3 separate regions of the Mus musculus genome follow, and regions 2 and 3 are each linked to region 1. A link is a loop called in an ENCODE intact Hi-C map of the cell type or tissue named here. Cell type or tissue: heart. All regions are shown on one strand. Links, peaks and the distances in the headings refer to the core of each region. The heading gives the core; the rest is flanking DNA.

Region 1 (10,369 bases), core at 3,238-5,737:
GTCACCACACAAGGGAGCATGAGTCTCAAGGTCTTTGAGTGACACACAACACTCAGGGGCGCGGAAGGACTTGATGAGTTCTCTGTCCCAGCATGCATCTCTTTCAGCTTCCTGACTGCGGACACCATGTGACCAGCTACTTCATGTTCTTTGTAGATGGTAGCCTCAGAGTGTGAGCCGTGGTAACCCTTCCTCCTTTAAACTGCTTTGTCAGGCACTGTGTCACAAAAATAACAAAGTCATTAACAGAAGCCCCCTTCTCTGGCACTTCGGCTGCATTTTAGAATGTGTTCATTTGCTTCTCTGCCCACCATCATGTTCCTGACTGTAGGGGGCCAGGGTGTCACATCAGAGCAACCCTCAGGTCAGCAGGGTGCTCGGAACAACACACACCAGTGTTCTTTCCTGCCGTGTAAAGTACATCAAAGCCGGCTCTTACGCTCAAATGCAGAGCTCAAAGGCCCCCCTGCACATGTGTGCATCTGTCTCTCTTAGCCACCACGCGTGGAGCTCAGCCAGCACTGGACAGCCCTTGTCTCCCTGCCCAAGCTCATTGTTACTATTTTGACAGCAGCAGTAACTTACCAGCAAACTTTGGCCTTGGGGGAAGGAAGGCCTTTGTTCTCACCCACATATGGGATGGCTGCAGAGCTCAGCACAGGTTTGCTGGTACCAACAAGATCCCCAAAGTGCTTCCTTGCACACAACAGAAAAGCAGGCAAGGCAAAAATATTTCAGTCATATAAGGGGAGTTGAGGTAATGGTTTTACTCATTGTTTTTTCCCCCAGTTAATGTTTATACAAGGGGATGCCCTGGTTACCATAGGAACAGATGGGATATACCTTTAGTTCTTTTCTCTTGCTTCTCTTGTTTCTAAGATTGGCTCACAACCCTGTCAAATGGTCCAGTTCCTTTGGGTTGGATAAATTATTAGATAACATTTTTAAATTCTAGGATATACTCTACTTTCTCCCTTGGCTTTCTTTGTGAGTAAGTCACCCTTTCGACATGATGTCAATCATGGAAATCGGAGATTCTGCATCGATCCTGATGGATCCTGTTAGGTAAATCTTTGCTGTATCCGTTCATTTTATCATGGATGCAACTAAACACCTAACACAAGCAACTTAAGGAGAGGAGGGTCTGCTTTGGATCATGGTAGAGTCCGTCATGAGCTGGACGGCTCGGGAGCTGAGGTGAGAGGCGGCTGCCCACCCAGCATCCACAAGTCAGGAAGCAGCGAGAGATGGAAGTGGGAGCTCAGCTCCCTCTCTCCTTTTTACTCACAACCTTCACTTAGGAAAGGTCCTCCCATCTTAATTAACCCCATCTAGGGAACCCCTCACAGACACGTCGGGAAGCGTTGCCCTCTCACAAGTGAGTCAAAATCTAATTCTCCTCCTGGACCACTAAGGATGCTTCCTGAGCATGGCTGTTCCTGCGCCTCGCTGTTAAACAAGAGTCAGTGTGCGTTAGGAAGGAATAGAGAAGCATCAGTTTGATTTAAGCCAAAACTAACAGGAAATAGGAACTTCGGTGACTTTATTTTTTATGTGTAGTGTATACATGCGTGCATGGGTGTGGTGGGTATGAGGTGGCCTTCTTGTATGTATTACATACATTCGTGCATGGGTGTGGGTGGGCATGAGCTTATATTCTTGTGTGCTATGCAGACATGTGTGCATGGGTGTGGGGAGGTGTGAGCTTGTCTTCTATTACTAGTCTCAATCTCACTTTCTGAGACAAGATTCCTTCCCGAATCTAGAACTTGTCCATTTGGCTAGGTTGCCTACGTAGCAAGTCCTTACCTCCTTACCATCCTGCCTCACCAGGGTTGGGGCAGGAGTTGCTGCACTTGGCTTTCTCACAGTGGTTGATGATTCTTCAGGCTTGTATCCAATCATTATACCCTGGAAGACACCTTCCTAGCACCTGGTTACATTTTTGTTTGTCTGTGGCCCTGATGTGCTATGAAAATTATTCACTGTGAGGAGTCCACACTAGCCATCTGGTTGGTGGTAATCTTTGCTATTTGGGATTTGACAATGGGTATTCCGAGAAAGAAAAGAGAAACTCACCAGACATGAGGAAGGAAAGGATTCAAAGACATAGATGTAGTGGTGGACCCCTGGAAAGTAGAAGTTCCACAGCACAACCTTCCCCAACACTGCACGGCTTGACATTTGTTCTACTGTTTTCCTGTTTCCCAGAGCCACGAGCTGTTTAGAGCCAGGAGAATTTTTGCTGTGACATGAAGTAATTCTGTCCTCTGGGATCCCCCAAGATAGCTGAGGTTTAGGAGGGTTCCACAAACAAGAGCTCCAGCTCGCTGTAGAAGTGCTTGCTTTGCTGTTGTGGGTCTGTTTGTTGTAGAAACTGTACAACAGGGCTAGTTTTTCAAGTTTGCTACTTGGGAACACTCATCCCTATCCAAATGAGTTGTGTTATTAAAAAAAAAATCAATGAAACTACTTCAAAATGTTCCTCACTTGCATCAAAATACTACCTTTTAAATTCATTATATCTCAGCAATTTATTTCGAGATTATTGGAGACTAAAGAGAATAAATGGGAATTCCCTAACTGAAACAATTTGATAAAGCAGATTCCTTGTTTTTACTAAATGTATCAACTTATATTTGAATTATTAAATTATTGAAGCTTAGGTGGTGCAGCAAATTCTGAGTACCAGGTGCAAGAGAGCACGGATTGGGGCAATTTATTACTGAGCTCTGTGCCCATGCTCAAGAGCCTATATGAGAGTCCAGACAGAGCTACCCATGTAAAAAGACCAAGCTAAAATTAAAGGGAGATTGTGCTGGTCCTAACATCCTAAAGACACATCATATGTTCTCTGCCTCCTCAGCCACTGGTCAGACTTCTTTCCATAAACCCAGCCTTTCCCCTCCCCCATCTTCCTTCTTCCCACCTGTCTGGAATTGCCAAAGCATCTGAGCTGAGGCCAACAGCCAACCCATGGAGAGGACTGTTTGTTATGAACAGATACATGCAAACGCATCAATATTTCTAACTACCTGTCCCCGTGACTGAGATGGGCAGAGTCTCCCCCACCCTCCTCTTCTCGCTTATAGCAGCAAATGCTGACACTCCCCAGCAAGCATGCCCTCCCTTCTTGGGCCCCACCTCCTCTGTCCCCAAAGTAAATAGAAAACCAGGTGTGTGTATGAATTCTAACGAGGCTAGGGTGAGGGTGGGGAGAGGAAGAGAGGGAGATGGAGAGTCACGGAGACTCAGAGAGTAAAAATAGGATCAACAGGAACTGGGAGTCTGGGTTTCTGTTTCTTCTCCAAGAGTGAGTCCTTGCTGCTGTAGTCTTTGTAAGCAGAGCAGTCCTGACTCTCTGGGTACGGCAATAAGGCATCTCAGGTTCCTCCACAGAGACTATGATCCCTCACTCTCAGACTTCAACCCACACCCTTCAGGAAAACAATCAGTGGGAAGGAACAAAAAAGAATCCACCTCAGGCTCTGTCCAGTGCTGCTAACACAGTTAGTCCCTTGATGGTCTCAAGTCAGTGATGTCACCCATGTAGGAGAATCTGCACCCTGTACCGCTGGTATCCTTCAGTTCCATTCCATACTGCTGAGGTGTGCGCGCGTGCCTGTCTGTCTCTCTGTCTCTGTCTGTGTTTGTGTGTCTCTGTGTGTGTGCCTGTGTGCCTGTCTTGTGTGTGTGTGCCTGTCTGTCTCTCTGTCTCTGTGTCTGTGTGTCTCTGTGTGTGTGCCTGTCTTCTGAGTGTGTGTGTGCCTGTCTGTATCTCTGTCTCTCTGTATCTCTGTCTCTGTCTGTGTGTGCCTGTCTTCTCTCTCTCTCTCTTTCTCTCTCTCTCTCTGTGTGAGTGTGTGTGTGTCTGTGTGTGCCTGTCTCTCTGTCTCTCTCTGTGCCTGTCTGTCTCTCTGTCTGTCTCTGTCTGTCTGTCTGTCTGTCTGTGTGTGCCTGTCTGTCTCTCTGTCTGTCTTCCTGTCTGTCTCTGTGTGTGTGTATGTGTACCTGTCTGTCTCTCTGGCTGTCTATGTCTCTCTGTCTGTCTGTCACTCTCTGTGTGTCTGTCTGTGTGTGTGTATGTGCCTGTCTGTTTCTCTGTCTGTGTTTGTGTATGTGTGTCTGTCTCCCTGTCTCTTTCTGTCTCTCTGTCTCTGTTTGTCTGTGTGTGTGTGTGTGTGTGTGTGTGTGCGTGTGTGCACGCACACTGTCTGTATACTTAGAACTTCATCTGTCACAGCTTTGCTTCCTGGAACTTGAACTGCAGTACCCAGGGCTGTCGGGCCACCAATAAATCAAAGGCTCTTCTCAGAAGCTCTATTCAGCTGTCCAGGCAGGACGGTGGGAGCTGCCTATGTTGAGTCTGACAGACGCCCACTCAGCCCAGCTGCAGGCTATCTAAGGCCATATCCCAACATGGCCGCTTGCCCAGAAACAGGCTCAGCAACTCACCTCCCTGGACAGGAAGGAAGTGCTCGGAACAGAGTGGGACAGGCTTCTTGCCCACACTGGGGGTTGGCTTGGGAATCTTCCTCCGGGTCCCATCTTCTACTTGTCTTGGATGGAGCTCAGTAGGTTACCAAAGGACCAACACACAAATCTGGGCCTTCCCTCTAGAGGCCGGTCAGCACTCACTCACTGTGTTTTAGAAGCAAGCACTGCTCTCTCTCGACTTCCTGTGATCAAACATGCTTGTTAATAGCTTTTAGTAAAAGCCAGATCTCCCTGTGCACGGCTCTGCCGCACATGGACTGAATTAAGAACAGGGGATTGTTTTCATGTCTAGAACTCAGCTAATGCCAAAACAAATGTACAGTAAAATACTGCTGGACACCCCCACCCTATCTCTTCCCTTTCTCGCCCTCAAGGGAGACCATGGAAGACACTGAAGGAAGTTAAGGAGTCAGAATGGTAGGAATTGAGATCCTGCCTGGGGGAAGTGTTGCGTCACCTCAGAACTTCTTAAGTTGTCCCACTATTTTTCTGTAGTCCAACTACCTTGGCTTTCTGGGTTGTCGCTCTACAGTATGTGTCAATGGCTGAGTGGGACCCTTCCAGAGTAGCTAGCTTCTTGCTTCTATTAAAGATTTTCTTCATCTAGATTCCCCACTTCTTGGAGGAAAACACTCAGAATGTGTTTTTAATACATGGTAACTTCGAAAGCCCACAGGCCTCCCTGTGTTGTCATTTAAAATATACAGTTGCTCTAGTTGGATGTCTTCTGGGGTAACCCCAATAAGAAAACAGCACGGGACAGGTATTCAGTTAAAAATTCCTTTCTGTTCATTTATAATCCAGTTGACTGGGTGTCCTGCATATTTTTTGTGGGAGTTGACTCAGAACAGGTCAACTTACTGAATAATCTGACTCTTTAACATACAGGGAAACCCATCGTAGAAAGCGATTGTCCCTTTGAAGTGTTTTATTGCTTAACTGCTTCTAAATGGGAGGCACCAAGGATGATTGTTCTAACTAGCTCACCTGATTCTACGTTGCCAACTTGCTATCAGATTGCTGTAATTGCTAAGCCTCAGTGAGAACCTAGAGACTATTTCTAACACATTTTCTAATAGCTTCAAGACCTATTGACTCGAGTGGGAAGGAAATTAAATTCTAGTCTGCAACCTTCTAGAACTTTCTAGATCTTCCTAGTCAGAAACTCCTAAGAATAAAAAACTAAGTATAAAGAACGAAGTTCTATCTCTGAGATCTAGACTCAGGAGCAATGCCTGTTACTTGTGAAGTAGTGCCCCAAGACGGCTTCCTCTAGCTTATTCCAAATTCACAATGTTGTGGGGGTACAATGGACTGGGCAGTGTAAAGACTCAAAGACTTGCAAACTTTCTTTCCAATTCACATGCCAGTGTCAATGGAGCCTGGGTCTAGTTTGCAAACATTCCCAGATCCAGCACTCAAGATCTAAAATTAAACTCAGTGATCATCAGTTGGCCAGGCTCTACGACAGGAAGATCTCTGAGTCAGCAAGAGGCACAGCACTGGGCCACAGCTCTTCCTCTGCACAGTGGTCCAACCAGGAGCTGAGAGCTGCACAGGGACTCAACAGCAGATGGAGGGGGGCACAGCATCCAGGATTTCTTGCTCTCTTCTTTGAGGTTCTCTTTAACCTCAAAAGGAACAGAATACCCCCCCAGTGACTTTTGTGTACACTGTTTTTTGTTTTGTTTTGTTTTGTTTTGGGGTTTTTTTTGGGGGTGTTTAAACACAGTCTTGTTGCCCCACAGAGCTCTGCCGCCTGCTCACATTCAGCATCTCCTGGGAAATTCGGAGAGATGCTTTATTTAGAAGGCACTCAGCCTGTGAGTCATGCAATTTTCTGCTGTGTTTTTCTTCTTCAGTCTTCCTGCTTCCATAAACATTTATGTGAAGAGAGGCTATTTCGCTGTGTTTCCAGAATCGTCTGCCACAGCTGTTCTCTCTCCACCTGAAGTCATCAACTTTCGCAAAGAGAAATATCCCTTGTTTGCTTTCAAACAACGATAAAGACCAAAAGTCAACACATAAATAGGATTGAAAGACAGAGCGGTGACCCTTTGGCAGAATGGCCTCTTGGCTCAGTGGGTTCTCATGAACCCCAGTAAATCTTAACAGTAGTTGTTTAACACTGGCATGCGCCCTGTAGGCAGAGACACAGTTTTGTAACACTTGTGAGATCCCAGGCCAAAGGAATCAGCAATGATTTTATCTCCCACAGGATCCTTGGTAAGGTGATTTCTTTCATTGAGGGGAAGGGGATAGGAAGCGTCAGGCATTGTGGGAAGCAGACTATAACTTCCTGATCATATTCTCCTTTAAAAATTGACGCTTCGATCAGCCCACAAGTAGCTATTTATTGAGATAGAATTCTCCAGGCCTAAGCCTTCTGGTATGATCTGGTTTGGTCCTGCTCCAGCCCGGGGAAGGCATACAGGATTCTCAACATTTGGGGAATAGGCAAATTCTTGTGCGATCTAGAATCTCTCTCTCTCTCTCTCTCTCTCTCTCTCTCTCTCTCTCTCTGGGCCACAGCATGCCTCTCCTAATTGCAATTTCCCAGCATTCCACTTTACAACAAACAGCAGCCAGAAGTTTGCCGTTCTTGTATTTTCTCCAATGCAGAGTCATCTGTTTTCCTTGTGGCTATTTCCCTCTTGTGTTCTCACCGCATTGGCCTCCAGTGCTGGAGAATGCCAGAGCCACGTTTCCAGTACATTGACCATGTCACTTCTATGGAGAATCTGTGCTCCAGAGAACGAACGCATTGCTTGAGAGAGGGGAAATATCCCATACTTGTTCATATCCATATGTGCTGTCCTTGCATGGGAGTCACCTGAGATAAGGACAGCAATGGGATGCAGTGGTGGGTGCGAGCTACAAGCCAGCCACATGGCTTCAGCCCTCAAGCCTGTTTTTCCTAGGAGTATGGGCTTTGGGAAGAAGTGTTGTTGCTAGGCTCGATGAACTCTACTTCTAGTTCACCCATCTATAAAATGGGCTGAAGGATGGGACTGAGTTCCCTGCACTTTGTGTGTGTGTGTGTGTGTGTGTGTGTGTGTGTGTGTGTGTGTGTGTGGATTAGAGGAGATACAATTCGACCTTAGAGCAGTACTTGGCTCTCAGTCCTTACAGTGAAAATCTTCCTATTGTTTCTATTGAGTGTTCGGGCCCAAGAGGGCACAATCAACGGGTGACCACAGTGACTTTGCACACCATGATGTAAAGTAATGGATGTTATTAAAGTGCACTCCTTTGATAGAACCTTGATAAGCACTTCCCCCAGGCTAAGTGCAACACAGAGTGTAAGAACAAACAAGGAAAGTGCTGCAGGTAGCTTGGAGTCTAGAGGGAGAGCCTAGGGTATGGGGGGGCAGGACAAGCTGTCTTCATCAAAGAGCTTTTGGGTTGAGTCCAGTTCCATTAGCCGGGAGGGACTAACTGGGCGAGTGGATCTTCTCACTTTTCAAATGGGAGTAAGCACTCACCAGGTCATTAAGGAGAGGGATGATGAAGGGCTGGAGATGACTCTGTCAGTAAAGTGTTAGCTTTGCAAGTGTAAGGACCTGAGTTCAAACCCCAGGACGCACATTAACATGTGTTTGTAGTCGCAGCACTGTGAAGGAAGAGACATGTTCAAGAAGTATTATGGAAGTCCTTAAGTAGCCAGAACTGACTTATGAACTCCTGCCCTGCCCTCTGGCACTTACTGAGCATCCATCCAGCCCACTTAGTGAGCCCCCAGTCAGTGGGAGGCCCTGTCTCAAATAAAAGAAAATATGGGTGACAGCTGAGGAAAGACACTGAGGTTGTCCTCTGGGTTCTGTCTGCACACAGCTATGTACATGTGCTGCTCATAATGTACATCTGCACATACACAAATATGCCCATAGTTAGAACGGGTTCCTCCCGATATATTTTCTACTATTGTACACACATTGCGTGTGTTTATGTAGTCAGAGATGGAAACGAAAGAACTACGGTCTGAGGAAACAGTCTGTGTGGCAGGGAAGGTGTAGAAAAAAGAAAGCAGACATCATAGGAATAATGACACAAGACTCAGAGGCTGGTGCACTTGGGGACAATTGAGAGTCCAGTACCAAAGAACACAGATTCAAGGCAAGGGAGTAAGAGCTGACACTGTACAAATGGCTGGTCCTTGCTCACATCCTGTCCAGTGTTGACATCTTAAAGAGCGCAGTCCTGACTACTACGTTTTTCACAGCTCTCTAGCCAGATATCCCCAGAGTCCTGCCCTGCTCTGATTTTCCAGGCCACTCTCTTACACCTTTTCTAGAAGTCCTTTTTTGAATAATGTCATGCAGAAACAAGTTCTTAATAAAAGAAAGTAGAAAGAAACGAGAAAGCACTAGGCTAGACATAAAGACCACCAATGTTTCTTAAAATGGCTTAGTTATGGTGGTGGCTAATTTCAGATGTCAATTTGACACAAATTAGATGTCATCTGGGAAGAGGGGACCTCAACTTTTTAGTGAATTGATTCCTTCAGACTGACCTGAAGGCATACCCATGGGAAATCATCTTGACTGATGACTGATCTGGAAGGATGCCAAGCCCACTGTGGGTGGCGCCATCCCTAGGTGCTCAGGAAAGCAACCAGAGCAAACTGGTGAGATCTGTCTTCTCCTTGGTTCCTGCCTTGAGATCCTGCCTTGGTCCCTTGAAGGTGAACTGTAACATACAAAATGATGTGAATTCTCTTCTCTACTAAGCTATTGTGGCCATGGCTATCATAGCAACAGAAAGCAAGCTCTAGCAGTTGTCTTTTCCCAACTGGCATCTCTAACTAAAATGGGCAGGCAACTAACATTAGTTCACTCTCCTCACTGAGGTAGGTACATCCCCGTTGGTGTTTTGAAAAGTGCTGTTTTCTATCTAAAATACCTATTTCCTACCAGATTGTGTTTTTCAAATTTCACACATTTCTTTAAGAAATACACCTTTAAAGGTTGAGTGTGTGTGTGTGCATGTGAATCAATGGAAATTCTGGCTACACAATTCAGAAAGATTGACATCTTTACTATACAAATGTGGGGGGCTCCAGGTCTAAAGGGGAGCCTCTGTAAGCAGGAACTGCCCACATTAGTGTGACTGTGAGGTTTTCCTCAGTCACAGAAAGTGTCTTGGAACCATATATATGGTGTGTCTATGGTGGTGGCTAATTTGCAGTTTAAAGCGCGTAAGTTATCTCTAGGCATTTAATCCATTTACAGCCCCATCTTCCTCCTATCTGTCTCCCATGGTCGCTTCTGCTTTCAGTCTGTTCCCCTGTTGGAATCTGCCTTGTATACATCAATGCGGCTCTCATAGCAGACACAGGGTATGAACCATGTGTTCTCATCCCATAACTCTAGATCCCACTGTGGTCCAAATGGCATTTTATTCCTTCCTGTCCTTTCTTTCTCCCTCCTGTTCCCAAAGCAAGCAGAGAAAGCGGAGTCACGATGCTGTCCAGCAGTTCTGTGATGGCGCTCGCGCTGTCTGTCTGTCTGCCGGAAGGTGCTTTCTGCTCCGCTTCCATTCCATTTGAAGCTATGACTGATGAAGTTTTCCATGTCCTCGTAGTGACTTAGCCAAGGTCCCCAGGGTATTTCCAGCCTCTGATGCTTAGTTCTCTTGCTCTGCTTATTCATCCCCAGTTGCTGGGTGGATGGAGCCAGAACACCAGTGATTAATGACTCAGTGCTATATCAGGAATCCCCGAGCTGACTCAGACCGCCTTCTCTACCTTCACCTGTCGGCAGCATAGCTGCGGACAGCACAAGTGCCTCTGGGTGGCCAGGGCTCCAGAAACCGCCATCGGATTGGAGCCCGTTATCCCTTCTTACTTGAGGGCTTTCTTCCTTTGAGTGAG
Region 2 (10,369 bases), core at 184-2,683, 52 kb before region 1:
CTCTGGTGATGGAAGAGATTTTTCTCTTTAATGTCTGCCTGTGTTAATGCATAGGAAGATGCACACAATGATCACAGACTTCCCATCCAGTGAAGCCCTGTGACCCTGTAAGTGTTTAGCCTTTAACAGACCCCTGGGCTGTGTGCCCAGCTCTGACACTGTTCACGTTTACAGAGTCAATTCAATTTCACTTGTTAATATTGGTTACCATCATTCTAGATTGAAAAGCAGCTTTCCAGAGCATTGCTCTGAACTTCAGAAGCCCAAATAGCTCTAGCAGGCGTCTGGCACTTCCCACCTCCCCCATATTGTTCCTGGACCATCCATTTGAAATCCATTTGAATCAGGGTTTCTCTCTCTCTCTCTGTCTCTCTGTCTCTGTCTCTCTGTCTCTGTCTCTCTGTCTCTGTCTCTCTCTCTCTCTCTCTCTCTCTCTCTCTCTCTCTCTCTCTCTCTCCATTTCATTACAAATTCCTGTATCCAGGGATCATGTCTAATGTTTCTCAAATATCCTGGTTAATGTGTAGGCCAGAAACTTGTTCAATTGAAGCCTCTTAAAAGTTGTTGATGGAGTTAAAAATGAACTTCAAATGTGAAAAACGTTTCCAGAGCAAGGGAAATATTCACTGTTGTGTTTGGAAAACGGGATGGGTAAGTTTAAAAGCATGACGATCAGACAGGCTCCTTGAGGGAGGTAAATTTTTAGATACCATGAAATCCCATATGAGATCGCACCCAACTTCCTTAGGCAAACAGTAAGCGACAGAAAGAAAGAAAGGGACAAACTGGGTTTATTTGACCTTGCCATTTGATTTCCAAGGAATTCAAAGCCATCGAGGGGTAAAGATAGCTAGCTGTCTGTCTTTCTTGACTGGGTTTGTGCTTTTCTCTTTCTCCCTAACCCTGCCTCTGACTCCATTTTTTGAAAATTAGCCAGACAACGGCCGCATTTCCAGTTACTGGATGAGTTCAGAGCCAAGCAGCTGTTCAGAAACATCCAAGTGGGCAGCAAATGGCGCTGATGGAGTTAAAGGCGGTGACTCACACGGGACATTCTCAGCAGGTCAGCTGGAACTCCCTGCTGGGCAGGGAATGCAGCCCCCTGGGGCAGGTGCCAAGCCCAGGAGCAGAGCCCGGGATGACAGCAGCAACTCACCACACAGTGGCCTCCGCTCGGTCGCTTCCCTGTTCTCAGTTTTCATGATTTTTTTTTTATAAGGTGAATTTTTTTCTAACGCAATCCTGAAGTGTGATGGGAAAAACAGGCCGGGCAGCTGTTGACTGTTTGAAACAACAGAGGGGAGGCTGGGTCCCTTGGACCGGCTCCACACACGCTGCCTCGCCAGCTTTCCTGATCATTTTCTCATAGAAAATTATGGGTCAAGAGCTCGATCCTGCGCGCTCCTCATGCCAGTCAGTCGCTCGCTCAGCGAAGGTGAGGCTTGCAGGAGCCCAGAGGGGCTTGCTCATCTAGAAATATATTTCTACAAAAGATTATAATTTTACAAGGTGACTCAATCAAACAACAATAAAGACCACGGGTAGGCTAGGGGAAGAGGGGAAAGCACACTTGAGTTTGTGAGCTTATATAACAGCACTACCATGAAGGGCACTAAAGAATATAAAAATGGCATCCTAGATGTTTATTATTAAACATAATTGTTCAGGGAGGGAGGGACTTAATTACTTCAACAAATTCAATTGTGACTCAATCCTCCACTTCACTTTTTGTCTATTTTTCTTTAAATAGCTTTCAAAGGCTTTTAAAGGTAAATATCTTTAATTTGTTCCTTGCAGGTGGGTGATGGCTCAGCAAAGAAGAAACAATCTTTTTTTTTTTTTCTTTTCCTGTCATTAACAATTATCAGATTCAAATTCCATTCCTCTGCTATCTAGGCACAGGATTCCCAGTGCACTGGGATTGTGATCCTGATGGCCAATTTGTGTCCCCTATAATCAAGTTCATTTTGTGATAAGCTCCCAAATATTAACTCTGAAAGAGCAGAAAGGTAGAACTTTAAAAAAAAAATGAAACAATGATTTATTTCCTTAAATAAAATGTTTAAAGTTGTGTTTGGCCAATTAGATGAGCATTTATCAACCATCGAGTTCACAGGGAGCTCAGAGACAGGAAACAGCTTTCTGAGGGCTCTTCTTCTTCTGAGAAAACGGATTCAGAGTTCAAAAGAGAGTAGTCTGGCCGCCTGTTTTATAGAGCCCAAAGAGGAACATGGGAGGGGAAATTTCCCAAGAACAGACATGGTGTCAGTGTTGCCTGCCCGATGTCTAGCTGGTGGTAGACGATTAATAAATACCGGCAGAATTGATCTTGGCCGGGGGGTGGGGGGTGGGGTGGGGGGGGGAGTGGGGGGGAGTGGACGGAAGAGGAGGAGCATCCTTTCTTTTTGGCAAAAGAAAGAACAGATTAGTCATTGAGATTCTGCAGAAGGGATGGGGCTCAGGGTGGTTTAAATCTCAGTTCCAAAAGTCAGGAGAGAGGACGGGAGCACACCGAGTGAGCATCCTGTGAATAAGTCTTTTTCAGCCAGAGTTGGTTGGGTTCATTTCTGGGTATGGCAGCCAAGACCAACCAGAGGCTCCCAAGAGAAAAGCCAGACAGAAAGGCGAGGTTTGAGATTTTCTCTCCCGGTTGCATCTACCAGGTCTTCATGTATTAATTACCATGTTCCTTCCACACCAACCTCTGAGAGCATCTGGGATGAAATGCCAAATTAAAAGAGGGAGGGGAAGCTATAATCAGGGATTATTGTATGAGAAAAGAGTCTATTTTTTAAAATGTGGAAATCAGGACAGGAATACTCCCAGGACACTTTTATGGTGGGGATGAGCCTTTCTGTCCTTGATCCTGCCAAGAGTCAGGCTCACTGTTTACCCACCGTCTATGACAGTCCACTGGGGATGGCACTGCTTAAGGGATTCCTAGATTGAGTGTGTGTGTGTGTGTGTGTGTGTGTGTGTGTACATGTATGTAAACTGGGGTGTATGTGTGTGGTGTGTGTAGTGTGTGTGTGAGCATGTGTGTATGTGTGTGAGTGTGTGTATGTGTGTATGTGTGATATTTATATATATGTATGCGGGTATATATGTGCGTGAATATGTATGTGTCTTGTGTGTTTATGTGTAAGTGTGTCTGTTTGTCTGTCTGTGTGTGTGTACAGAGGGGGGTACTGAAAATGAACTGGTAAAGTTTTCACTACCTAACAATTCTTTGTATGATTTCATTTTTCTTTCAAGCAAGCCTTTAGTTTGCAGCACTTATTCACCTTCTAAAATAGTCTAATTAAAAGAAATAACTAATATCCAGCAATATCCATCTGAATTCTACTGCTGCTCATCACGGTGCAGCAGTGACTGACTAGCTAGCCTTCTCTGACGAGTTGTATGCATATACACACTCATGCCCGTGTATTTATGTATACGTGCACACATATAGGCATTCAAATACTCTGAGCATAAAAGTAGGGTGGATTTATCATAAGCTATCAATATGCTGGCTGGCATTGCTTAAAAATTGCTAAACCTGATGGCTTGTTTCACTGGCTTATTTCCATAGAAAATGAGACCAGAATCTCCTCCATGGAAATCAGCGAGGTGGTGGTGGTGGTGGTGGTGGTGGTGGTGGTATTTGTTACATCTACATTAAGTGTCTGAAGTCATTTTTTTAGGAGCAGCCTGTTTCCCCGTGGCACTTCCCACAATGCAAACAGGCAGAGCATTGTGTCATTGAGTTGGTGACACTTCTTGCGAAAGACAGGGAGTATGGAAAGTTGGGCGCAGGAGTTAATGGGACTTATTAATGAAAGGGAAGAAAGGGGTTGCTCACACTCCCTCATCAGGAGAGCCTGCTAATCTCAAGGTATTAGGTAATTCAGACTCCATGTCACACAGTGCCCTCCCTGGCATGGCCACATCCAGACTGCCCTGCACTCTGTCACACTTTGTGTAGCAAGCCGTGGGAATATTATACTTTAATTAATATAGATAGACAGACAGACAGACAGACAGACAGACAGATTGATATTGGTGAGCTGGTGTATGGGGAGTTTGAAAGTGGTTTTGAGAAGCCAACGAATTTGTGCAAAGTGTAAAGTGGCAGAGCAGAGATTCTGATTCTATGTTAGGTCATGATTTCTGAACCCCCTTTTATTACAGCATGCGGGTTTGAAGCCATAACTCATATTTCCCAGATGAGAAATTGAGTTTGGAAGAAGCTGGGACTAGCAGGCATAGGTAAGGTTTCGCCTGGCTCAGGGTAGTGTTTGTGGGTCACTGACGTATTTGACAGTCTGTACTGGGCAAGGCCTTTCTGGCTATAGCAGTCTGGAATCTGGTGATGCCACTCACACCAGCAAGCAGCTTCCCAGTGTCACAGCCTCACGGCTCGGAAAAGCACACCTCTGGGTTCCTAGACAGCATTTTAAGGAATGTTCGGATTTCCCTTGAAAAATTATAATAAGTCGGACATAAAGGGAAAATACTGAGGGTGGGAGAATGACTCGGTGGATAAGAGTACATGTGCAAGTATGAGGATATAAGTTCATACCCAGAACCTACAGAAAAAGCTAGGTGTGGCCACACGTGTACCTGTGACCCTCGTAGTGTGGAGCAACAGAGACATGGGGATTGCTGAGGCTTGCTGGCCTCCAGCCTAAATCCAGGATCAGTGAGAGATCCTGTTTCAAAGAAATAAGGTAGACAGCAAAAGAGCAGGATACCTGATATTTTCCTGTGATAGGCAAATGTGTGCCTGGGTACAGACACACAGATGCACACACACACAGGCACACACATAGACACAAACACACAGACACACACAAACACACAGGCACACACATAGACACAAACACATATGCACACAGACATACACACGAACACGCATACACACACGGAGACAGAAACACACAAAAACACAAACACACACACACACACACACACACACACACATACTCAGCAAGAAAAGTACATTTTTTTAAAAAATAATCTTACCCATTGACTAAAGAAAGGAAGATCTTAGGTAGGACTGGAGTTAGAAGTTATATAAACATCTTTCCCAGGACCAGTGAAAACCCCTGAGGGTCATGCAGCTCAGATCTGATCACCAGGGTGGCAACACCCTCACTGAGAAGGCAGTGGTGCTAGACAGATCAACAATGTGGCTGGCGGGTGGGGCTTGACCTCGAGGCTTCCTTCATCAATGCCAGTCACAACTCAGCCCACATGGGTATCAAGGCTTGCTTCAGTGTCTCCTTAGTCTGTGCTGTACCTTGCTCATGTGAGAAAGTCCAACCAACCAATGGTTGCCTCCCCCACTTGAATGGCATCAAGCACCTATCAGCTCTGTGATTTGGCCCAATGGTGTCTAAGTTAGTGGTAATCAAACACTTCATTTTCTAACTGGATGTTCAGGAACTAAAGTTCTCAAACTCGGTGAGCAGGAGCAGCCTAATAACCAGTGAGCTTCAATATAAAAAGGGGCTTTTTTAAGTGTTTCTGACTCTTTGAAAGCTTCAAGGTGATATTTGTGGTATAAGGGTTACACTTGGAAAAAATCATCAACCAGTCTAAGTCGATTGATGGTTTCGTCCTTGACTTCGATTCTTTATCATCTTTACAGTAGCACTCACTTCACAAAGTAAGCACAAGGAAAGGCCTCAGCATCCTGATACTGTAGGGCAAGCATTTGATAAAGGCTGGCCACTGTCACCAGTTTCTTTTTAAAATTCCACCCCAAGTGTCTTTATATGTGCATAAGCTAGCTTTCAGTTGGCAAAGAATACAAACTTTCTGGACCAGGAGGACAGCTCAGTGGGTAGAAGTGCATTCTGGGTAAGCACAAAATCCTGGGTTCAGATCCTAGGAGGTCACGTGAAAGATGGATGTGGTGATCCCTGTCTGGAATTCGGGTACTCCTAAGAAGAGATGGGATGCAGAGACAGGAGAATCTAGAAGTTTCTGCAGTAGCTTTCTTTAAGTACCCAGTACAGCAAGCAAATGAGAGAACCTGCCTCAAATAAGATGGATGGCAAGGAGCGGTTCCTGAGGTCATCCTGCCCTCCACATGTGTCCTCACTCATCAGTACTCGTGCACACAAATGCACAATGTATACATGCACACATCAATATGTATATAAACAATGTATGCATGCATATATCTATCTATCCATCTATCTATCTATCTATCTATCTATCCTCACAATGTAAGCATGCATACAACTATATAAGTATATACAATGTTTACATGTACACATCTATATGTGTACACACATGCATGCATGCACACATCTATATGTGTGCACACAGTATATGCATGCATGCATATATATATATATATATATTTACACATACAATGTAAGCATGCACACAACTATGTAAGTATATACAATGTATGCATGTACAAGTCTATATGTATACACACAATGCATGCATGCACACATCTATACGTGTGCACCCAATGTATACACGCATCTATACGTGTACACACAATGTATACACGCACAAACAGTGAAGTTAAGCAAAGTGATTTCCTTTCTCTCTGACTTAATTTCACGTAAGACTACGTGCAAAAGAAACCTGCCAAGACTCCACCTGCTTGTATTCTGGAGCCATCTTGGGGCCGCTTGCCCAGATGATAGGGTCTTGGACAAGCTGGTGACCCTTTCTAAGGACTAGGTTCTTCAGTTAAATGAAAGGACTAAAGATGATATGTCTAAACATTGGAAACGATAAGAAAGAGCCCGGTTCTCACTTGGTGTCTTTTACTCACTGTGGAATCATGTGCGCCTGACTTAGGGAGCAACTGTCTATTCAGGCGTCAGCTTGGTGTGTCTGATTGTCTGGAACTCCCCTAGTGTGTTAGCCTTTTCCTAGTTACTTTTACTCAAGCCCCTTGTGAGGTGTCCCGTACTTGTGATATTTCAACACAGTTCATGTCCAGGGCTTTGCACATGCTCCCTGCCCCCTTTCCTCACACCCCTCTTCTGATGGTCTTCCCCACCCAGAACCCTGATTTAAACCAGGCTCTTGCAGGTGAGAGTAGGTACTCATTTCCTCCAGGAAGCCAAAAGTGAACTCAGGCCATTCTCTTCCCATGGAAGCCTTTTTGGCTCACCCTCTGGGGTGTATCCTGCATGACTTACTGACTTGGAACTGAGGACTCATACATTTCTTAGCCCTGTTACTTGGATGACATTAACAAACTCCTTCTCTGAGACCCAAGCTCTTAATCCATAAATGAGAATGATGAATGGCTATTTTATTCGACTGCAGCAAGGATTAAGTAGAACAACGGACAGCACTCAGTTCTGAGGTGATAAAGAGTCATGACCAATTTGTCATCCTCCCCAGACAGCCTTCCTTAAATGTGAGACATCTAAAGTAAACTTTCAGAAAGGCGTGCATCCTGGTTCAGTGGTGACTGAAGCTTTGACCAAGGCTTGATCAAGACAGGAGCTCAAGGTCCTTCATATCATATCGGCGGCTCTCAATCTCATGCTTCTAACCTGCATGGGGCGTTTAATCATGCTCTCTGCCCTACCTCTCATGATCAGAGCAGCTGGTGTGTGGCAAAGACTCCAGAGAAAGAGGTGACAGGATAAGATTGGTAAGCCTGCTTGGGGTTAAGTCTGCAGAAAGTGAAACAACAACATCTCTAGGGGAGCAGATAGCATCCTCTTGGGGAGCCTTCTCTGTATTTTGTGAAGCTTTCTAGGCCCACTTTGTTCAGAAGTGGAATCACTAAAGCAAAACCTGAAAAGGAGTGGCTTCAACAAACCTGTGCTTCTCATAGTTTCAGCGGCTTGGGCACATATGACCTGACATCCACAGACATCTGCTGAAATAATGGACCCCAAGAAATTCGACATCTCCCAAAAATCTTATGTTGGGAGAAGGAAAAGCCTGGAGCCCGGTGCCAGCCAGAGAAGAACCTGACCTCTCAGAAGAAGATCTCACCCAGTGCTAACGGCTTGCCAGATCACCTTGCTGGAGAGACTAGAGTTCAGACAGTGACGGGTCGGTGATGGTCAGAGACACCACCTTGACCAGACTGCTTAGATGATCATATCCTCGTAGTCTGTAGTGCTTGATGTCACTTCAAGACATAGAAGATGGACTTGAGAGAGTCCCTGGGTCCTTTGTTCCTCTTTTCAACATGTCCACATTGAATAAGTCTCCTTTTTATGTCTTTTATTACTATCAATTTAGTTATTTTAGTTGGATTCTTACAGCTTAGCCTAGCTTCTTGGAGTGCAGGGTGTGACTCTAACTTCAGTAATACTACTCCCTATAGCCATCTTTTCAGCATGATAGACATGGGACACGGGAGCTCTCCCAGTCACTTTCCATGAGGGCACTCATGTTATCAACTAAGGCTCCTCTTTCACGACCTAATGACATACTAAGGCTTTGCTTCCATCACTACCACCTTGGGGATCGGTTGGAATTCCAACTTGAATTATGGGAGGACAAAACCTTCAAGTGGTAGCAAGGACTGTGGGGGTACTCTTGAGAAATGTGGGTGTGTGAAAGATGAGAACAGACCACATTTTTTTTAAGATGTATTTATTTATTATATGTAAGTACACTGTAGCTGTCTTCAGACACTCCAGAAGAGGGCGCCAGATCTCATTACGGATGGTTGTGAGCCATCATGTGGTTGCTGGGAATTGAACTCAGGACCTTTGGAAGAGCAGTCAGTGCTCTTAACCACTGAGCCATCTCTCCAGCCCCCAGACCACATTTTTAATCTGTCCCTCATGATTTATGGAGTAGGCTCTGCATTTTTCAACTTATGACCATTTTCATATGACCAATTTAGCCATAAAAAATGTGGCCAATCTAAAACTAAATACATCTATGGAGAGAAACTTAGCCACACATGGGAATTATATTTCCGTGTAGCCATGTGATCTGGCTGACTGGGCAAGGCCAGTTTTGCTGTTTTTGTTCACTGTTGACAGTTGTCATCTAGAAACAATGCCCCTTTGTTTGTTGTGAGTCATGAAGAACTTCAGGTCCTGCAGAGTCACCCAACTGGCTTGGCTGCCTCTTATTATGTTCCTTGTTCTTAATAATAAAGCCCCAACTTCAGCTCCACAAGATGTGTCTTTTGTTATGTCATCAACCAGATGTATCACATCAGTGAAATACGCTCTACCAGCGCATGCTACATGACATACTATTAGAATCTAATCTCCCTAAAGACAAATTTCATCTACCCTGAACCTGGCCAGAATATTGCAGTAAAGCCATGATGAAAGTCTAGGAAGCCTATGGGATTTATAAAATTGAGTGACTAGAGCTATCAAGGATAACAGATATTTGCAAGAATTCAATATCATCTTCTGGTTTGTTTATGAGTACATGGAATATAGCAAGTAACCTGATGTTTTAGTTCCTTTTCTGTTGCTATGTTTTAAAACACTTGGAAAGAAGAATCAGAGGAAGAATGAAGAAGAAGAAGAAGAAGAAGAAGAAGAAGGAGGAGGAGGAGGAGGAGGAGGAGGAGGAGGAGGAGGAGGAGGGGGAGGGGGAGGGGAGGAGGGGGAGGGGGAGGGGGAGTGGGAGGGGGAGGGGGAGGGGGAGGGGGAGGGGGAGGAGGAGGAGGAGGTTTTCTAAGTTGATAAGTTGATAGTTCAAGAAGAAACCAGATAGATAGATAGATAGATAGATAGATAGATAGATAGATAGATAGATAGATAGATAGATGAAAAATAAAAAGAACAGTCTGTAATGGTCAGTGAAACTCCAGCAGCATGAGCTAACTAATATAATTTCTGGCTACACATGGAAAACACACCGAGAGAAAGGAAATGGGTTGAGGCTAAACACCCCCAAGCACACCCCAAGTCATGTACCTCTTCCATCAAGGCTGTACCTGTTAAAGGTTCCCAAATGTCCCCAAACAGCACCATCAAATGGGGACCAGGTGTTCAAACATGTGAGCCTATTGGGAATGGGTCTCGTGATCAGACTCTTAAAACTAAGACTGTTAAGAGCTATCCAACAAGAATGACTCATGGTTTCAGAAACTGTGGGCGTCTAGACTGTCTACATAAAAAGCATCCAGAGGGCCTGTGAGTAGATATTAGCTGGAGAGACGGCTGAGCAGAGCCCTGTGTCCTGCTGTGTGTTGGCATGGCTTCTGCGTGGAACATTGTCGTTAGCTGAGATCAGACCCCAGCTCTGAGAAGACACGCTGCTGCCTTGTTTGCTAAAACATAACATTCTATAGACCCATGAGGTTAAAGTCCATTGCCCACTAAATGGTGTCTGTCACACATTCTGCCCCACGTCCTCTGTTCTTCACATCTCTCTATCATATTGCATCTGGGAGTTTAACCAGCCTAGG
Region 3 (10,369 bases), core at 7,046-9,545, 58 kb before region 1:
TAACAGGAATTGACTGTGACCTGATACAGCAAAGCTGTGTCCTGTGAACCCAGCCTCCACCCAGGACCCACCCAACACCATCCAATCAGGACAGCCGGTCTTCATTTGCATCTGGAAAGTACCTGACTGAGTATTGTATGGCAGGCACCCCTGATGGTAAGAAATGACCATTCTACTGCAGGTTCTCTTGAATCAGCTGCCTTCTGGTTATAGATATGCTGGCTGTGCCCCAGCTGTAGACACAGTGAGGTAAATTCTCCTTCCACTGTGGCGGTGTAATGGATGGGTTCATTAACCCAGCCACCAATGCCCCAGTGCATCTGAGAGTCAGAAGAAGGGGAAGCAGAGAGTCCCGTGGAGGCCTGGGAGTCCTTGTGCTAAGGCTTCTGCTGCTTCAGTGGGAAGATTAGCTCTTGTGAGTGACAGTTTGGAACTGGGGGCATCTTCAGTGTATAGATGTTCAGGGGCGAAGATGGTAAAACTCACAGAGCACAGAGTGGGTGTCAGGTGAAAGGGGGTCTGGTCTTATGCTTTCCACAGCCTCTGCTGCTAGCACACAAGCAACATTACCGCCTATCATAGAGTGAGTACGACATCTGGGGTGTTTAAATCGAAGTAACAGTATAGGGAAAACAGAGAAGTGAAATGCACAAAAAAGAAGAAAAGAGAGAGAGAAAAGGGAAGAGAAAGAGGGAGGGAGAGAAGGAAAGAGGAAGGGAGAGAGGGAGGGAAGAAAAGAGATACAAAGAGTAGGAAGAAGGGAGGGAGGAGGAGGGAGGAAAGGAGAGAGGTGGAAGGAGGGAAAGAAGGAAGGAAGGAAGGAAGGGAGGGAGGGAGGGAGGGAGGGAGGGAGGGAGGGAGGGAGGGAGGGAGGGAGGGAAAGAGAAATTGCCACTTGTCTAAATGAACATAAAACAGGAACACACAATCAGACAGCAAACATGAAGAAGTTAGTGTGGGGCATAAAGACAAGAAATGGTGTGCCATGGACTTCTTAGGATTTCCAGGGGCTCCTAGATGAGAGGCACGCAGGGGCTTAGTCCCACAGGCCTTGCTGGCTGAGGGGCTTTAACTCACTGTATCTGTGTGGCACATCTTCTGCAAACCCACACCCTCAAAGGGTCCTCAGCAGAAACAGACCAAACGAAGGCTTGATAGAGGAGAGTAGACATGGAATCCACCCTACAGCTGCCTTGGGGTCTGGACCAACGTTTGGAAGACAGTCCAATTTCCGACACAGCCCTGCCACTGACTTGTGAGGTGATTGCGGGCCAATTGCTAGATCTCCCTTCTTAGCCATTCAGCCCTCGCTGCTCCTGCTCGCTGCTGAGATGCGAGTGATGAGGGCCTCGTGGTTGTGTGCCACACTGCTTTATTTTATTGGCACCTAAGTGTTGGAGAGCTTGGAGTTAATCCTATTGAAAATCAAAGTGCTCTCTGCCTGAGGGAGGAAGGATCATCATGGTGTTTATTGGTGGTGGTTTTGGTGGGTACTGGTGAGGGCTGACCGTGTGATCCCAGGCCTGGTTTAGCACGTGCTGCAGGAGCCCTCCCCCTTTCCTCATACCCACACCCTGGCAAGGGTTTAAACGTGTGGGCAGGTGAGTCCTCTGATATTTCCTTTGAAAGTTCACAGGCTGAGGGCTGCCTTGCAGTGTCAGTCAAATCTGCCCTCTGAGTTACTGAGGAGTTCCTGCCAGAGTTCAGGTTTTAAACTCACAGCGTACTCACGACTGGAACAAAACCCACTCTGTATCCTAGCACTGCAGACAGAGTCAAATGGCAAACTGAGTTTAAATTAAACATAAGGGATTCTTCCTAACGCAGTGTTCTGGTGACCACTCAGAGGAAAGATGTCTGATCTGTGGCAGTAACGTTTATAAAGATCACAGACCTTCACCTTAGGTAAAGAGGAGACTCCGTCCACTTTGCAGACAGTGGCTCTAAGTTTGCAGCATGTCAATCCACACCACCAGTGGTTCCGTCTGACGTAAGCATTGCATCATCAACGTGTGGTCCCCCCTAGAACATAAACTCTCTGCCTGTAATGTAGTCAGAGGCCACAGGCGCTATGTTTGGGATGGTGGAGCACACAGTGTGCCCCCGAGACCTCAAGTACCCTGCTGTCCGTTTTCCCAGATTTTCCCAAAGAATAATTCATACAAAGGCACAAAACTCACACAAAGTAGGCACCTTCATTTTTTTTAGAAGCTTCCACAGATGAGTCAAACTTTATGCCGTCGTTGCTATGGAACCGCAGTAATAAAGTGATCGGTGATCCCGTTCCTCATCCAGCTTTCTCTCTGAAGAAAGGAACCCCCTGACTTAGACGGAGAAGCCTTGGTAATGAGCTGTGCATTCAAAGCACTCCTGTTCCTCTCTTTGTCTAGTTCCACCCATTTCGTATCGTTTCGTGATTGCTTATGATGACGATGGTGATGATGGTGAATGTGATGATGATGATGGTGATGTGCCCGTATGTATACACCGCATGCGTGAATACCGCACGTGCTGAGGGAAAAGGATAATTCTCAGGAGTTGGTGTTCCACTTCCACTGAAGGAACTAGAGATCAAACCCAGGCCACCAAGACTGCACAGCAAGCGCCTCCACCCTCTCAGCCACCTTGCTCTGCTATCCCCGGATGTCTCTGTAACAGCGTTTGTGGTGGCTCCATGTTACCTTGGAGGATGTCTGAGGGCAAAGCTAGTATTTAAATGGGGAAACACAGAGGAGGCACACACATACAGTGCGAGCAGTCCTCATTCAGTCAGCTGAAGATCTAAACTAAGGGGAAGCCAGTTTACACTGAGCAAGAGGCAACCCCCAGCATGCTGCTGTCCCCAGGGTCCAGCCTGCTACACCTGGCAACCCCCAGCATGCTGCTGTCCTCAGGGTCCAGCCTGCTGAACCTGCTGCCTGGGTCTGGGGCATCCTACCCTCCTGGTCTCCACCTGCAGACCTACGCCACACATTTCAAACACCTCATCTTTGTGACTATGTGTCAATGCTTTGTAATAACTATAATGATCATGTGAGCCCTATTTGTTTGGTAAATCACATCCATGCACACACACATAGACAGCCTATTGATTCTGTGTCCACGGAGACTCCTGTGTCACTCAGTAACCCATTTCTAATATACTTCCAAGGCTTCCTTGGCTTTGTGAAGAGTCTATGTTAACCCGTGGAAGCCTTGAAAGGTCATCTGCTGGTTACAAAGGTTCTGAAGCAGGGAGCATTTTTTACCCACTACACGCAGTGCAACGCTGTAGGACACGTCATATAAGAGTTCTCATTTGGCTTCCATGATGCACTTCCTGTGTAATAAAGATCCTTCTTGCCAGTCAGAGGCACCTGCCGACATGTGGGTAGACAGAACCCACGTTCGTGTAAGCCTTGAAGCACCTGCGTCAGCTGAACTCACAATGGCCTGGGATTCCAGAGTCAGGGGACCTGTCTCCGCTTCTGTCCTCCATGGGAACTTGCACTCACACTCACATACACACAGGCACACACACACACACAGAGTAAAGATGATAAAACTCAATCTCAAATAAAAGAATCTGAGATGAAGAAGCCGAACTCTAAGGGGAGAGTTTCGCAGTTCTGTACAGACTGGGATGATGAGTAGACAGACCCACGTGGAGCTCCACGGCTTAGTGTCCAATCCCAGATACCACTGTGCAAAGAGGGATTTTAGTGAGCCCTTTAAGAAAGGACTGATTTAGATGTAAGAACGGCTATTGCATGGCTACCTTATAGTCAGCACCACGCTATGGCCCAGGATGCTGCTCCCACAGATGTTTCCCTGGGAGAGAAAGAAGGTTCAAAGCATCTGTACCCTATGTACCAGTTTCTTTATAAGCATTTTACAAGTATTTATTCTTCACTTTAATGCTAGGGGCAGGTACAGGAGTGCCACCGTTTTGATGGGTCCCATCCTGACAGATTCACTGTGAGCTGAAATTGTCATGAGCCCCGAGAATATTTGATACAGCTAAGCTAACCTTCATCATCTGTCTAGTGTACATCGGCTTAAAGTGGGCAAACTCATCTAAGGAGGGAGCCCATGTTATGATAAATTATTGACGATAGCCCGTCATTTAGGGCTAACTGACAGAGAAAATGCAGAACGGTTAGTCGTAGGAAGTTGGTTTTGCAACAGAGTAAAGTCAAAATCAGTTAAGCCATCATCAGTCTGAGGTAGACACCGCTGTCACCCTTGTTTAGAGAGAGAGAGAGACAGAGAGAGAGAGAGAGAGAGAGAGAGAGAGAGAGAGAGAGAGAGCTCCATAAGGTTAAGCACTGAACCCAAGTTCACTGGGCCTTGACAGCTGGGGAGAGGAGAGGGCTCCTGGGCCCTTACTCATAACAACCAGAAGCTGCGTGCAGCCTGCAGGTCTCTGAAATCCTAGCAGAGGAGAGGACAGAGGGGCTTTGCTTGTGCTCAGAAGCATGAGAAACTGCCCATGAGCACACGCAGAGAGAGGGTTAAAGTTGAGAAGTGGAGAAGTAACTGATGTGTGTGTGTGTGTGTGTGTGTGTGTGTGTGTGTGTGTGTGTGTGTGTGTGTTTGGGGGGAATAGGTAGGTGGTCTCCCCAGGTGTGCACTGGGGTGGAGGAGACTGGAAAGGGGAGGGAGACAGCCTCAGGCTGTGTGAGTCTCCTTGTTCCAGGAGCTGGGCTTCATTCCACACACAAAGAGAAGCCAGAGAAAACACCAGGAGAGGGAAGAGTAGGGGCCTCACGGGAGCTGCGCTTTTAGAAGCCTTTTCTGAGGCAGCAGGGGAAATATTTTGGAAGTCTTTCCCTTAGGACTGATCTCTGCGTCTAACTACACAGGGATGAGGTGAGATGTTCCGTGGATGCCGTTCATCCGTTTGTGTTTGTTTTTGTTTCTAGTGGAACACTGAGTCGGAAGACTTGGTGATCCGCAGTGGTCCACACCACACGACGATCTAGAAGCCATCACATTCCCTAGGCCTAAGATGCTCCCCTTCCCAGCATCCCGTGAGCACTTAGGACAAGGAGGAAGGGCAAAGATTAAAGTGTCCCTCGACAGAATTATATCCCCTTTTTGTAAGTCAACAATGATCTTAACAGATACACACTCTCTGGGATATTTGCTTAACAGCGTCGGGAGGAGAGGGCGTTCGGGAAGCAGACAGAGGAAAGGGTTCGATTCCCTATGGATGGCCAGCGATGCCCACACGAATGGGCAGCGCAAGAAGATGCCTGCTAGGGAGTGTCTTGGTGTTTCAGAGCTGACATGACAAATACTGCAGTCTATCTGAGTGCCTCACAAGCCAATAATTAACTGGGAGGCTAAGAGTCTGAGGTGAGGGTGCCAGTGTGGCTGGATACTGGAGAGGAGCACTGTGCTGGCGAGTGGATAGCCACTTCTTCCTTAGGAATCCATATGTCCACTCTCAGCATGTACACACACTGGGGCCGGAGGTGGGGGAAACTCAGCCCAGACTCACAGGGGGTAAGCACTCTGCATGCACACAGGGGGTAACAGTCGATAGATAGACAGACAGACAGACAGACAGACAGATAGACAGACAGATAGATCTTATGTCTAAAGTCACTGATTACAGTGTTCACGGCCCCACCCTTATCAATATCCTTAATCACTTCCTTAAGAGTTCCATCTCCAAGTAGCCACTTGGGGGTTCAGAGAGTCAGGGTTGGAATTTTGCAGAGCTACAAGCATTCAACTGATGATAGCAAGTGATAAAGTTGTCTGTTGAAGAGGGGAAAAGATCAGAGTTAGGGCTTTGGTTGTGGTAAAGAAAACTCCACCAGTGAGCTATCTGGGGTGGTAAGTGTGTACTAAGCGCCAAGCACTGGGCTAAACTTCACCGAGTCCTCGAAGTGGCCTGACATTGTCATAGTTGTTTGACAGAAGCCCCACAGGCTAAGCATCTCACCCCAGGGAAGCTATCCCACTCCTGCTCACAGTCACAGAAGACAACATCCTTGTGAGGGACTGGAATGGAACGAACATCATGACAGGAATCAAGCACTCCACGGTTACATCTAGCAGAGGTGCCGATCTCAGGATCTTGGAAAGATTTGGGGCAAGCCTGGCAGAAGGGGGAGGGAATAGGAATGAGGCCTCTATACCTGAATCCTAGCGCAAGACTCCTGTCAAAGGTACCAGTGCATGAAGAACAGTCAGATCCCAGGAATCAATGGGATTCGGAGTTCAAGGTGATAAGAATAAAGAGGGGGGAGAGAGGAGTGGGGGAGGGGCTGGCTGTTCTCACAACGTGAGGCAAGCTCTGACTCTCCCACAGGCACTTCAGGGTTCTCAGTGCTCTGATGACACTTCAGGGCTTCACTGGGGCAGAAGCCTTACCCAGGGCCTCGAGTATCCACCTGCCTATCCTGGGTTTGCCTTCTGCGCTTGGAGCCAAACGTTCTCTTTCTCACCTGCCAGCCCAGGGAGGAGCCAGCAGGAACAGGGAGGAGCTTGAACTGGACGGTGCTTGTAAAGCACTTTCAAAGCAAGTGTGGCTCACAAGCTGTGTTTATGGTGAGGTCATACGCGTGATTATATCCTTCCCAAAAGATCCCTACAGGGTTTGAGGCTCCTTTTGTGTTTAGTGGCCGATTTCTGAGGTGGATTTTATATATCAATAAAAAGCACAATATAATGCTTTAACTAGTTTGGGACGCTTTTCTTAGACATCAAAGTCCTGGTTTCTAAAACCTCTAAACCGGTTTCCTTTGGTTCCTCTTGCATCATGTCAGTGGGGACTGTCAGGGTTTCAGAGAGGAGAGGCAGATGGAGCAACACCTGGGGGGTTACTCTGTGTCCGTGCTGCAGGTACCATCCCTTATTTCAGGATGCTGTCTCTTGACCCTTGGAACTTTCCAGAGCTAGAGCGTAGAGAGCTCGCTCTCCATCCTCCTACAGGTCGTCCTTGGCTTCAGTGGCCCGACTCCCTGTTTTCAGTTATTCTTGGCTCTTTGGCTTCTCCTAAGTTATGAAGACTTTCTTCCTCATTCCAGACCTGAGCCGTGAGCAAGAGGCAGGTCACTACTCATCATCAAAGGGCACAGATCCAAGACCTTGACACACGTGTGCCAGAAATACTCATTCTCCAGTGTAGTTCAACAATCAGAATGTGTATGTGGCAACATTTGTTCCCCCAAAGCATAATCATTTCTGCATTTCTTTTCAAAGGGTGCCAGGACCAAAGAGAAGGGTAGAAAAGGGGAGGGGGACCAGATGAATAGCACTCTTTATGATAAAGGCGGGAGTGGTCTGAATGCACGCACAAACGGTCCCCAGATTTCCACATTCCCAGGGCCAAGAATCCTCGAAGCTTCAGACAGTCCCATAACACTGCCTAATCCAGAGAAGGAACCAAAATTCAATCCAAGTCCCAACTGCGTGCTCTGCCTATTGTTCATCTCCTCACGATATCAAATCACATCCTTTTCTAATGCTGCCGACGTGAGAGGTTTGCCAAAGCACACCTGGAAAAGGGGCAACAAGAAGGCATCGTTATACAGATCCATCACTAGGGCACAAGCTTGACCAGAGGTGATGGATGACAGGACGCCTTCCTGGACTGAGATATTTTAGATCAGCAATTAGCCATCACCTTCTTCATCACCCAAACTGGTTCCATTCAGGCTCAAAGAACCAGAAGGCCATGTCAAGTTATTTACTCTAGTGATAGCCTAGATATCTGGACCCTGAGTTAGCCCATGTAAACATGGCGATAGGATGGAATGCCAAGATGAGATCTTTGAGGGCTGTTGGGAATGTTAGCTCTGAGACCCAGCAAACCACTGCAGAGATGGGAAACGGAGATCTATTTAAATAATACTTTACCTGGAAAAGCAAGTTCCTGGCTTACACTCACTCAGTCCAGGCCAGCGTGACTGGGCAGCTAAAAGTCAGTGTGTTCACAGTGGATTGCCTCGTGATGTCTGCGGCCTCCATGTGCACAGATGCCACGATCTAATTCACTCACATGCTTTTCCTTGTGGGAGTCATCACAGAGGGAAGTAGACAGGTAGGGAATGGTTGAGTTAGGAGAACCAGTGAGCATCCAGACTAGAGGTGAGAGGTCTTAGTGTTGACCAGAGATATCAGTTTAGGACCTCAGGATCCAGATTCCAGTTATTCAAGAATTTTAATATAATGTTTCAATTTTTCCAAAGCTCATAGATCTGTGTATACCCAGGGAGGCACCCATAACCTTGGTGTAAGACATTGTCAAGGAGAGATGGAGACTACTAATGTGGCTCATCTTACAAGTGGCAGTGAGTTTACAGACAGCAAGGAAGGAGGTCCTTACACCTGCTGCATTTAGGCCACATAGGTAATTGAGGTAGCAACTTTTGAAGTTCTGTCTCTTCCAGTCACTTCTGTATCATTCCAACAAACGCCATAATTATTCCCACGTCTACAGTTTATTAAGAACAAGTAGGTATCCCTGCTTGTGAAAGACGCAGCTTGGGTCTTCACACAGGCTGTGCGCCCACCTCTCAGCACTTATGTGACAGCTGCTACAGATTTTATCACCCACTGTGGAAATCTCAAAATGCAAAGTGAAAACCTTTTACCCAAACTGTCTTTTCTACTGACCCATTGTGTTTACCAACTTTGGTGTAAAGGAATCAGATCTCTGCTGAAGGATTAACCATCTCTACTCAGTGAAGGACCTTCCAACAGCTTGCATTGTAGTGAAATCTCCTGGAAAAAAAATTTACCACAGACACTGGAGAGGTGGTTTAGGTTAGGGGCACTTACTGTTCTTGCTGAGGATCAGAGTTCAGTTCCTAGAGCCCATGTTCTGAACACCAGATCTGAAAGATCTGATGTCCTCTTCTGGCCTCCGTGGGCACTGCACTCATTCTCATTCATTCATTCTCTCTCTCTCATAAAGAAATGAATCATTAAAATTTGTTTGTTTTTATTTATTTGAAACTGAGTCTACTCATTGTGGCAATTTTCTCTGGGTATAAAAATCCTTACTTGAAATACTATTTCTCATTGCTTCTCAGCCTTTTGGCTATGATCAAGTGTGAAATACTATTTCTCTTTGATCATTGTAACAATATTGGTCCACTGTAGCAGTGGTTTTCAATCTTTCTAATGCTGTAACATTTTCATATAGTTGTACTGACCCCCAACCCCCCCAAAAAAAGTTGCTACTTCATAACTGAAATTTTGCTACTGTTATAAATCATGCCGTGAATATCTGATATTCAAGATAACTGATGTTGTGGGTCTGCGGTTCATCTCACTGCTAGGGTGTCAGGATGCCACTCAGGAAGATGAACCTGGAGAGTCACTGGGCTAAGTTCCTTCCTCGCCACCACCTGGGTTCTGGGCTCGTGGGACACACCGTTCAGTGGAGGCAAAACCCAGCCTAAGATGGGGGGCCCAGCCTGTGCTTTTCCGGATGAAAAATGGTACAGGCTGGGGCCAAGGCTGTGGTTGGTGGTAGGATGACTTAGCTCAGACTGAGTATCAGGAGCACGGAGGACCTTCTGTGGGAAACTTAGGCGTGGCTCCGTATTGATGAAGGCTCCGCCCATGGTAGTCTTTGAGGAAGAAGACAATTCTTGCGTGTCCAAACTGTTTATTCATGGTAGAAAATGGGTGCATAATACTTACTCAGGGTGGACAAAAGATTAAATACCTTTTACAGGAGGGACTGTCCAGGAAAGGAAGCTTATTGGCTAAACTCTCGGGCCGGCCTATTTAGACACCTCATTAGTATTGAAAACTGTGCTCAGGCCGGGCAGTGGTGGCACACGCCTTTAATCCCAGCACTTGGGAGGCAGAGGCAGGTGGATTTCTGAGTTCAAGGCCAGCCTGGTCTACAGAGTGAGTTCCAGGACAGCCAGGGATACACAGAGAAAACTCTGTGCTCTATGCTAGCTAAGTGAAGAGTTGTCATGGTCCTCTTAGTGGGGTGTCGTGGTCACTTGCACCTGGTCGAGAGCAGATTCGAACGCCTCCCATTCTCAGGTGTGAGACTTTCTGGGGTCCCTTAATCTGCTCGACCTTTCCAGCTTTGCTATCTGTTCCTTCCTCTGCCTGTTTGTTTGTTTATTTATATATTTATTTGTTATTGTGTCTGTGTCTACCTATGCCATCCAGGCTGGCTTGGAACTTACCACTTAGCTCAGTCTGGCCTCAAACTATTGGCAATCACCCTGGCTCAGACACCCGAGTGCCGAGATTACAGACTCACGCCACCATACTTGAATTTCAACAAAATTTTAATTTCCTAATATGGCCCTGCCTCGGACTTGCTCTCTAGATAGAAACTGTAAAAGGCAGAAAATATCTTTGTGTTCCCTCTGCCCCTGCTTCCAGTAACCAAACTTCC

Evidence for each region. Hi-C counts contacts between places; a loop is a spot of excess contacts. Peaks named below come from ENCODE experiments on the same cell type or tissue, not always from the same donor. Only the 100,000 strongest peaks of a DNase experiment are listed, where the experiment ranks them.
Region 2: it touches region 1 in a loop (2.4-fold over the local background); 2 of 42 quality-filtered maps call a loop at or near these places.
Region 3: a loop joins it to region 1, with 1.9 times the contacts of the local background. A loop is called at or near these places in 2 of 42 quality-filtered maps.

What each region holds. Positions count from the first base shown.
Region 1 is chr16:92,948,504-92,958,872 of GRCm38, reverse strand. It overlaps Gm41499 (a long non-coding RNA gene), which reads right to left and starts at 1,914. Exons shown (of 3, transcript XR_876262.1): 1 at 1,810-1,914; 2 at 586-696; 3 at 1-217. In heart, for the core only: no CTCF peak of the experiment used is centred there; a DNase peak (open chromatin) is centred at 4,422; H3K27ac peaks cover 414 bases; H3K27me3 peaks cover 644 bases.
Region 2 is chr16:92,997,524-93,007,892 of GRCm38, reverse strand. No RefSeq gene overlaps it. Among named protein-coding and RNA genes, the nearest start is that of Gm41499, 46 kb to the right of the region's middle. In heart, for the core only: no CTCF peak of the experiment used is centred there; a DNase peak (open chromatin) is centred at 1,142; H3K4me3 peaks cover 705 bases; H3K27me3 peaks cover 1,528 bases.
Region 3 is chr16:93,010,162-93,020,530 of GRCm38, reverse strand. No RefSeq gene overlaps it. Among named protein-coding and RNA genes, the nearest start is that of Gm41499, 58 kb to the right of the region's middle. In heart, for the core only: no CTCF peak of the experiment used is centred there; no DNase peak of the experiment used is centred there; H3K27me3 peaks cover 1,771 bases.